2 separate regions of the Homo sapiens genome follow, and region 1 is linked to region 2. A link is an interaction called in ENCODE POLR2A ChIA-PET data of the cell type or tissue named here. Cell type or tissue: OCI-LY7. All regions are shown on one strand. Each heading gives the region's core, and the rest is flanking DNA. Links, peaks and the distances in the headings are about the cores only.

Region 1 (4,393 bases), core at 172-4,171, 270 kb after region 2:
AGTGGCATGATCCCAGCTCACTGCAACCTCCGCCTCCTAGGCTCAAGCAATTCTCCTGCCTCAGTCTCCTGAGTAGCTGGGATTACAGGCATGCACAACCGTGCCCAACTAATTTTTGTATTTTTAGGAGAGATGGGGTTTCACCATGTTAGCCAGGTTGGTCTCAAACTCCTGACCTCAGTTGATCCACCTGCCTTGGCCTCCCAAAGTGCCGGGATTAGAGGTGTGAGCCACTGTGCCTGGCATATATATAAATATAAACCTATATAATATATATAAATATAAACCTATATAATATATATAAAGAAATATATATAAATATATATATAAATATATATATAAAGAAATATATATATATATTTCTTTTTTTTTTTTTTGAGACAGAGTTTCAATATTGTTGCCCAGGCTGGTGTGCAATGGCGTGATCTCGGTTCACTGCAACCTCAGCCTCCTGGGTTCAAGCAATTCTCCTTCCTCAGCCTCCCGAGTAGCTGGGATTACAGGCATGCGCCACCATGCCTGTCTAATTTTGTGTTTTTAGTAGAGGCGGGGGTTTCTCCATGTTGGTCAGACTGGTCTCGAACTCCCGATCTCAGGTGATCTGCCCACCTTGACCTCCCAAAGTGCTGGGATTACAGGCGTGAGCCACTGCGCCTGGCCCTATATATATATCTTTTGAGACAGAGTCTTGCTCTGTCGCCCAGGCTGGAGTGCAGTGAGGTGATCTTGGCTCGCTGCAGCCTCCACCTCCCGGGTTCAAGCCACATTGGCGCCTCCTGCGCCCAGCCACAGCAAGCCATATTTCATCAGACACTTGAGGGATGAGTATCAGAAAGTCAGGTGAAGAGGCTGGGCGCGGTAGCTCACACCTGTAATCCCAGCACTTTGGGAGGCCAAGGTGGGCAGATCACGAGGTCAGGAGTTTGAGAACAGCCTGACCAACATGGTGAAACCCCATCTCTACTAAATACAAAAAAATTAGCCAGGCGTGGTGGTGCATGCCTGTAATCCCAGCTACTCAGGAGGCTGAGGAAGGAGAATTGTTTGAACCCGGGAGGCGAAGGTTGCAGTGAGCCGAGATCGCACCCTTGCACTCCAGCCTGGGAGACAGGGTGAGACTCCATCTCAAAAAAAAAAAAAAGAGAAAGTCAGGTGAAGCAGGGACGGGGTCCAGGGTCAGAAGAGTGTTCTGGGTGGAAGGAACAGAAGCTATATGTATTACGTTTTTAAAATTTTCTGTATTTATGATGCTTTGACATCTTACAAAGCTTGCTGGCCTGAAAGAAACTCCCCCTCCCAGGGGTAGCCAATCCTCAGGACACCAAAGAGCTCAACCAGGAGGATGTCTTTAGTCCCAGCACTTTGGGAGGCCAAGGTGGGTGTATCACCTAAGATCAGGAGTTCAAGATGAACCTGGCCAACATGGTGAAACCCTGTCTCTACTAAAAATACAAAAAAAAAAAAAATTAGCCAGGCGTGGTGTCGGGCGCCTGTAGTCCCAGCTACTCGGGAGGCTGAGGCAGGAGAATGGCGTGAACCTGGGAGGTGGCGGTTGCAGTGAACAGAGATCGCACCACTTCACTCCAGCCTGGGCAACAAAGTGAAACTCCATTTCAAAAAGATAAATATAAATAAATAAATAAATAAATAAATATAGAAAAGAAACCCCAGTGCAGGCTCTGGCTCAGGCTTCTGCCACCTGACCAAACCTGGCACTCCCCTATGGCCCTTCATGGCATTTGGTGAGACCCCTCCCTGGACCTGTGAGTATACCTACATGTTCCTTCCAATCTTGGTTCCCGCCGTCCCCTCCTGCGGGTGCACTGATTGTCCCATACCACGTCCATCATCTCTATGCTTGGAACACTTCAGGCTTCAAGCAGGAGGTCTGAGGAAGAACAGGAGAGAAGGAGAGCAAAATGTCGAACTCACCTTGATGAGTTGGTGGAAAGAGAAAATTATAAATTCTCAGAAGAAATCTTTCTGTTTAGGGAGATTCTAATGGTGAAAGATCGATGATGAGACGCTATCACTGGTGTAGTGACGTCAATCGGGGTTGGCAGGATGAGTTAGCCTCCTAGGAGCAAAGAAGGATTGTCAATAAGAGTAATAAGAGTAGGAGGCCATGCACGGTGGCTCATGCCTGTAATCCCAGCACTTTGGGAGACCAAGGCGGGTGATCACCTGAACTCAGGAGTTCCAGACCAGCCTGGCCAATGTGGTGAAACCCCGTCTCTACTAAAAATATATAAAAATTAGCTGGGCATGGTGGCGGGTGCCTTTAATCCCAGCTACTTGGGAGGCTGAGGCAGGAGAATCTCTTGAACCTGGGAGGCAGAGGTTGCAGTGAGCCGAGATTGCACCACTGCAGTCCAGCCTAGGGTGACAGATCAAGACTCCGTCGCAAAAAGAAAAAAAAAAGTAATGTGAGTAGGGTTTTTAAAATTTTTATGTTTTAGAGACAGGGTCTCACTCTGTTGCCCAGGCTGGAGTGCACTGGAGCAATCATAGCTCAGTACCCGGCTAGTTTTTAAATACTTCGTAGAGACAAAGTCTTGCTATATTGCCCAGGTGGGTCTCGAACTCCTGGCCTCAAGCAATCCTCCTGCCTTGGCCTCCCAAAGTGCTGGCATTACAGGTATGAGCCACCATGCCTGTCCTAGAGTTGATATTAATAGCAGGTAACCGTTGAGAGGTACTATGTCCCAGGTCCCTCTCCTAAATGATTTAGATATGTTAACTCATTTACTGTTTGCAACACGACTACAAAGCAGATAAAATTAGTACTTCCATTTTACAGATTAGAGGTTAAGTATGTTATTCACTGTCTTATAATTAGTATCAAACATATGTTCCTCTGGGGACTGGGGACAGAGGGACTTTCTAGGCAGATGGGACAACATATGCAAAAACGAGAATAAAAGGGAATAAAGGAGGCAAGACGAGGGTATAGCTTATCTCAAATAGTTGTTGGAGAAGATTCACACTCTCGCTGAAAAATATCTCAACTTCGTATAATGAAAGAGAGTTAAAGAAGTGTGAGGCGGGGCAGGGAGCTAATTCCTGTAATCCCAGCACTTTGGGAGGCCGAAGCGGGTGGATTGCTTCAGTCCAGGAGTTCAAGATCAGCCTGGGCAACATGGCAAGACCCCATCTCTACAAAAAATTTTAAAATGAGACAGGCGCAGTGGCATCCACATGTAGTCCCAGCTACTCAGGAGGCTGAGGTGGGAGGATCACTTGTGCCCAGCAGTTTGAGGCTACAGTGAGCTATGATCACACTCCAGTCTGGACAACAGAGTGAGACTTAGTCTCAAAAAAAAAAAAAAAAAAAAAAGAAGCGCTTAGGCCAGGTGCGGTGGCTCACGTCTGTAATCCCAGCACTTTGGTAGGCCAAGGCGGGCAGATCACCTGAGGTCAGGAGTTCCAGACCAGCCTGGCCAACATGGTGAACGCCTTCTCTACTAAAATTACGAAAATTAGCTGGGCGTGATGGCACACCCCTGTTATCCCAGCTACTCGGGAGGCTGAGGCAGGAGAATCGCTTGAACATGGGAGGCAGAGGTTGCAGTGGGCTGAGATCGCACCACTGCACTCCAGCCTGGGTGACAGAGTGACACTCTGTCTCAAAAGAAAAAAAAAAGTGTGGTGGCTGGAGGCGGTGGCTCACATCTGTAATCCCAGCTCTTTGGGAGGCTGAAGCAGGCAAATCACCCGAAGTCAGGAGTTCGAGACAAGCCTGGCCAACATGGTGAAACCCCGTCTCTACTAAAAATACAAAAAATTTAGCCAGGTATGGTGGCAGACGCCTGTAATTCCAGCTACTCGGGAGGCTGAGGTAGGAGAATTGCTTGAACTGGGAGACAGAGGTCACAGTGAGCTGAGACCGCGCCATTGCATTCCAGCCTGGGCGACAAGAGCGAAACTCCATCTCAAAAAGAAAGGAAAGGAAAAAGGAAAAGGAAAAGGAAAGGAAAGGAAAGGGGAAAGGGAAGGGGGAAGGGAAGGGGGAAGGGAAGGAGGAAAGGAAAAGGCTGATGTAGCTCATGCTTGTAATCCCAGAACTTTGGGAGGTTGAGGGGGGTGGATCACCTGAGGTCAGGAGTTTGAAACCAGCATGGCCAACATGGTGAAAACTAGTCTCTACTAAAAATACAAAAATTAGCCCGGCTAGGCTGGGCGCGGTGGCTCACGCCTGTAATCTCAGCATTTTGGGAGGCCGAGGTGGGCGGATCATGATGTCAGGAGATCGAGACCATCCTGGCTAACACGGTGAAATCCTATCTCTATTAAAAATACAAAAAATTAGCCAGGCATGGTGGCAGGCACCTGTAGTCCCAGCTACTCTGGAGGCTGAGGCAGGAGAATGGCGTGAACCCAGGAGGCAGAGCTT
Region 2 (4,393 bases), core at 190-4,189:
GGCTGATTGTTTGATCAATTGTACACATTATCTCTTGTCTTTTGGCTGTGATACATCAGAATTTAGCTCACTGATACCAGCATTCCCCTCATTGTGGTATATCTCTCTATTTTAGTTCTCCTCTTGGTTACCAATGAAACTTTAAATAACATGCGATTCCTGTCTTCTTAGCTCCTCCCACTATTTCCTGGATCCTCTTATGTAAGATGATGATAACTCCATAGGTCCAGCTGGGCCAGCAGGGCCTGGGCCTGGCCCATCACAGAGCAAGCAATGCAGAGTTCATCAAGTTTGTGCTCTTAGGCCGGGCACGGTGGCTCACACCTGTAATCCCAGCACTTTTGGAGGCCTAGGTGGGCGGATCACTTGAGGTCAGGAGTTCAAGGCCAGCCTGGCCAACATGGTGAAAACACATCTCTACTAAAAATAAAAAATTAGCTGTGCGTGGTGGTGCATGCCTATAATCCTAGCTACTCAGGAGGCTGAGCAGGAGAATTGCTTGAACTCAGGAGGCCGAAGTTGCAATAAGCCAAGATCACGCCACTGCACCTCAGCCTGGGCAACGGAGCAAAACTCCATCTCAAAAAAAAAAAAAAAAAACAAAAGCCAAGAATACTAGGTAGCTCACAGAATAAAAAACAAAGGAAAAGTTGAGTAACCAGAACTCAGAAAAGATAGAATTCAGGGCCACTCAGAGACCCTCAAGAATCTTATTTTGGGGGCACTGACATCACCTTCGTCAGGAACACCTTTAGGTCTAGGCAAAACTGAAAGCTGTATTTCTTCTGCATTCCTGCACTTGTTAATATAATACATAATGAATATTTCAGGATAAATACAGCTTTGATTAATAAGAATCTGTTTATAATCTGGCCAGGCACAGTGGCTCACGCCTGTAATCCCAGCACTTTAGGAGGCTGAGGCAGGTGGATCACCTGAGGTCAGGAGTTCAAGACCAGCCTGACCAAGATGGTGAAACCCTGTCTCTACTAAAAATACAAAAAAATTAGCTGCGTGTGGTGGCAGGCTCCTGTAATCCCAACTACTCAGGAGGCTGAGGCAGAAGAATCGCTTGAACCCAGGAGGTGGAGGTTGCAGTGAGCTGAGATCATGCCGTTGTACTCCAGCCTGGGCAACAAGAGTGAAACTCTGTCTCAAAATAAAATAATAATAATAATAATAATAATAATAATAATAATAATCTGCCTAGGGGTCCCTGTGCCAGTCCACCCAGGTTTTCATTCCTGATGACTCGAGGAGTCTTGGTTGGTTGGATTTGTTCACCTGCCCACCTGTTGCGGAAAAGAGAAGGACCTAGTGACTCACAGTCCACCCCACCCAAACCATATGGAATAGGGTAGAGGAAGTCCCCCAAAGAGAATGGGAAGCTGTGGCTGGACAGACAGAAACAAGAGATATCCACTGTATTTATGATGACTAGGTTTAGTGCACATGACAGAGACCTACAGTGGCAATAATTTAAACAAAATTAAAGCTTTTTTTCTCTTGCAGGTAAAAATCCAGAGGTAAGTCATCCAGGCTGGTACATAGCTCTTCTCCATGAAGCCTGGTGCCCCAACCCCTTCTTCATGGGCCAAGATGGAGCTCTAGTCAGCACATCTAAGTCCCAAGAACAGGATGGAGAAACAGAGCTAGAAGAGGACAAAGAGGCTAGGTGCGGTGGCTCACACCTTTAATCCCAGCACTTTGGGAGGCCAAGGTGGGAGGATCATGAGGTCAGGAGATAGAGACCATCTTGGCCAACATGGTAAAACCCCGTCTCTACTAAAAATACAAGAAATTAGCCAGGCATAGTGGTGCATGCCTGTAGTCCCAGCTACTTGAGAGGCTGAGGCAGGGGAATTGCTTGAACCTAGGAGGCGGAGATTGCAGTTAGCCGAGATCCTGCCACTGCACTCCAGGCTGACAACAGAGTGAGACTCCATCTCATAAAAAAAAAAAAAAAAAAAAAAAAGTGGGGACAAAGAGAGGGTGCTAAGTGTTTTCTTCTGGATGATTCTAGGAAGCCATTGTGCTTCTTCTCACATCCCATTGGCCAGACATAGTCACATGACCATTCCAAGCTGCAGTGCAGGCTGGGAAATAGAGGCTCTGCTAAAAATTCTACTATCACTAAAGAAGAGAAGAGTGGGTCTTAGAGGACAATGGTCAGGTCCTGCCGTATCTACCATGTACATCTGGTGGATCTCACGACTCACACGCATATATCTTCCCATACATTTAATATTTTTAAATGCTCCTACCCCACCATAATTCAATCATTCTAATGTCACACAAAACCAATAACACACTTCCTCCTCAAAAGAGACAACTAGAGTCACACACAGGTACTGTAATAGCTCCAAGTCCAGGAACTCTGGGAAACATCCTTTCTTCAGTCTCACCTCAATATTTTGCAATCTGTGGACGAAACAGAAGTCTTTTTTCTTTTTCTTTTTCTTTTTTTTTTTTTTTGACAGAGTCTTGCTCTGTCACCCAGGCTGGAGTGCAGTGGCTCGATCTCTGCTCACTGCAACCTCTGCCTCCCGGGTTCAAGCAATTCTCCTGCCTCAGCCTCCTGAGTAGCTGGGACTACAGGCATGTGCCACCATGCCCAGCTAATTTTTTGTATTTTTAGTAGAGACAGGGTTTTACCATGTTGGCTAGGCTTGTCTTGAGCTCCTGACTGCGGGTAATCCACCCACCTCGGCCTCCCAAAGTGCTGGGATTATAGTCTTGAGCCATTGCTCCCGGCTCCAATAGAAGTTTAATCAGCACCTGCTCACCCTGTATATGATAATGAGAAAACGGACAGAAAATCTTCTTACATTTATTTTTAATTTTCATAATCTTTATTACAGATGGGGTCTTGTCATGTTGCCCAGGCTGGTCTCAAACTCCTGGTCTCAAGCGCCCCTCCCGCCTCAGCCTCCCAAAGTACTGGGACTACAGGTGTAAGTGACTGCACCCAGTTTAGAAACATTTTTAAATAATAGTATGACCCAGGCCAGGCATGGTGGCTCACGCTTGTAATCCCAGCACTTTGGGAGGCCGAGGCAGGCAGATCACGAGGTCAGGAGATTGACACCATCCTGGCTAACACGGCGAAACCCCGTCTCTACTAAAAATACAAAAAATTAGCCGGGCGTGGTGGCAGGCGCCTGTAGTCCCAGCTACTGGGGAGACTGAGGCAGGAGAATGGTGTGAATCCAGGAGGCGGAGTTTGCAGTGAGCCGAGATCGTGCCACTTCACTCCAGCTTGGGTGATAGAGTGAGACTCCGTCTCAAAAAAAAATAAATAAAAAATAAAAATAAATAAATAAATTATGGACAATTTCAAATGTATGCAAAAATGGACAGAATAGTAGTGAATCTCCATGTATATGTCATCTGATTTAACAATTATCAATTTATGGGTAATCTTGGGTCATCTGTACCCACTCTCCTACATTGTCATTACTTGGAAGTAAGTTCCATATATCATACAGAACAGCTATAAACATTTCAATATGTATTTCTTTTTTGGGACGGAGTCTCGCTCTTTCGCCAGGCTGGAGTGCAGTGGCGCTATCTTGGCTCGCTGCAACCTCCGCCTCCCGGGTTCAAGCGATTCTCCTGCCTCAGCCTCCCGAGTAGTTGGGACTACAGGCATGTGCCATCGCGTCCAGCTAATTTTTGTATTTTTAGTAGAGACGGAGTTTCATTCTGTTGGCCACGATGGTCTCAATCTCCTGACCTCATGATTTGCCAGCCTCGGCCTCCCAAAGTACTAGGATTACAGGCAGGTGCCTGGCTTCAGTATGTATTTCTAAAAGAGAAACTATTTTTACAAACTTAACTGTAATTCCATTATTGCACCAAAAAAAAAAAAAAAATTATTCCAGGCCAGGGGCGGTGGCTCACGCCTGTAATCCCAGCATTCTGGGAGGCCAAGGTGGGCAGATCACGAGGTCAAGAGATCGAGACCATCCTGGCCAAATGGTGAAACCCCGTCTCTATTAAAAATACAAAAATTAGCTGGGCGTGGTGGTGTGTGCCTGTAATCCCAGCTACTTGGGACGCTGAGGCAGGAGAACTGCTTGAATCCAGGATGCGGAGGTTGCAGTGAGCCAAGATCGTGCCACTGCCCTCCAGCCTGGTAACACAGCGAGAGACTTCGTCTCAAAAATAAATAAATAAATAAATAAATAAATAAATAAATAAAATTCCGTAAAATCATCAAATTCCAATTTTTGCCAATTCTCCTCCCTGCTTTTATTCACAGTTGACTTTCCTTTGTTTTGTTTTGAGACAAGATTTTGTTCTGTCACCCAGGCTGGAGTGCAATGGCACAATCTCAGCTCACTGCAACCTCCACCTCCCAGGTTCAAGTGATTCTCCTGCCTCAGCCTCC

Evidence for each region. Peaks named below come from ENCODE experiments on the same cell type or tissue, not always from the same donor. Only the 100,000 strongest peaks of a DNase experiment are listed, where the experiment ranks them.
Region 1: POLR2A ChIA-PET joins it to region 2 with 5 read pairs; 5 of 35 experiments call an interaction of 5 or more read pairs at or near these places.

Annotation. Positions count from the first base shown.
Region 1 is chr7:6,086,285-6,090,677 of GRCh38, reverse strand. It overlaps a transcript of USP42 not described here. Among named protein-coding and RNA genes, the nearest start is that of USP42, 16 kb to the left of the region's middle. In OCI-LY7, for the core only: no CTCF peak of the experiment used is centred there; no DNase peak of the experiment used is centred there.
Region 2 is chr7:6,356,902-6,361,294 of GRCh38, reverse strand. No RefSeq gene overlaps it. Among named protein-coding and RNA genes, the nearest start is that of SMIM10L3, 10 kb to the right of the region's middle. In OCI-LY7, for the core only: no CTCF peak of the experiment used is centred there; a DNase peak (open chromatin) is centred at 2,074.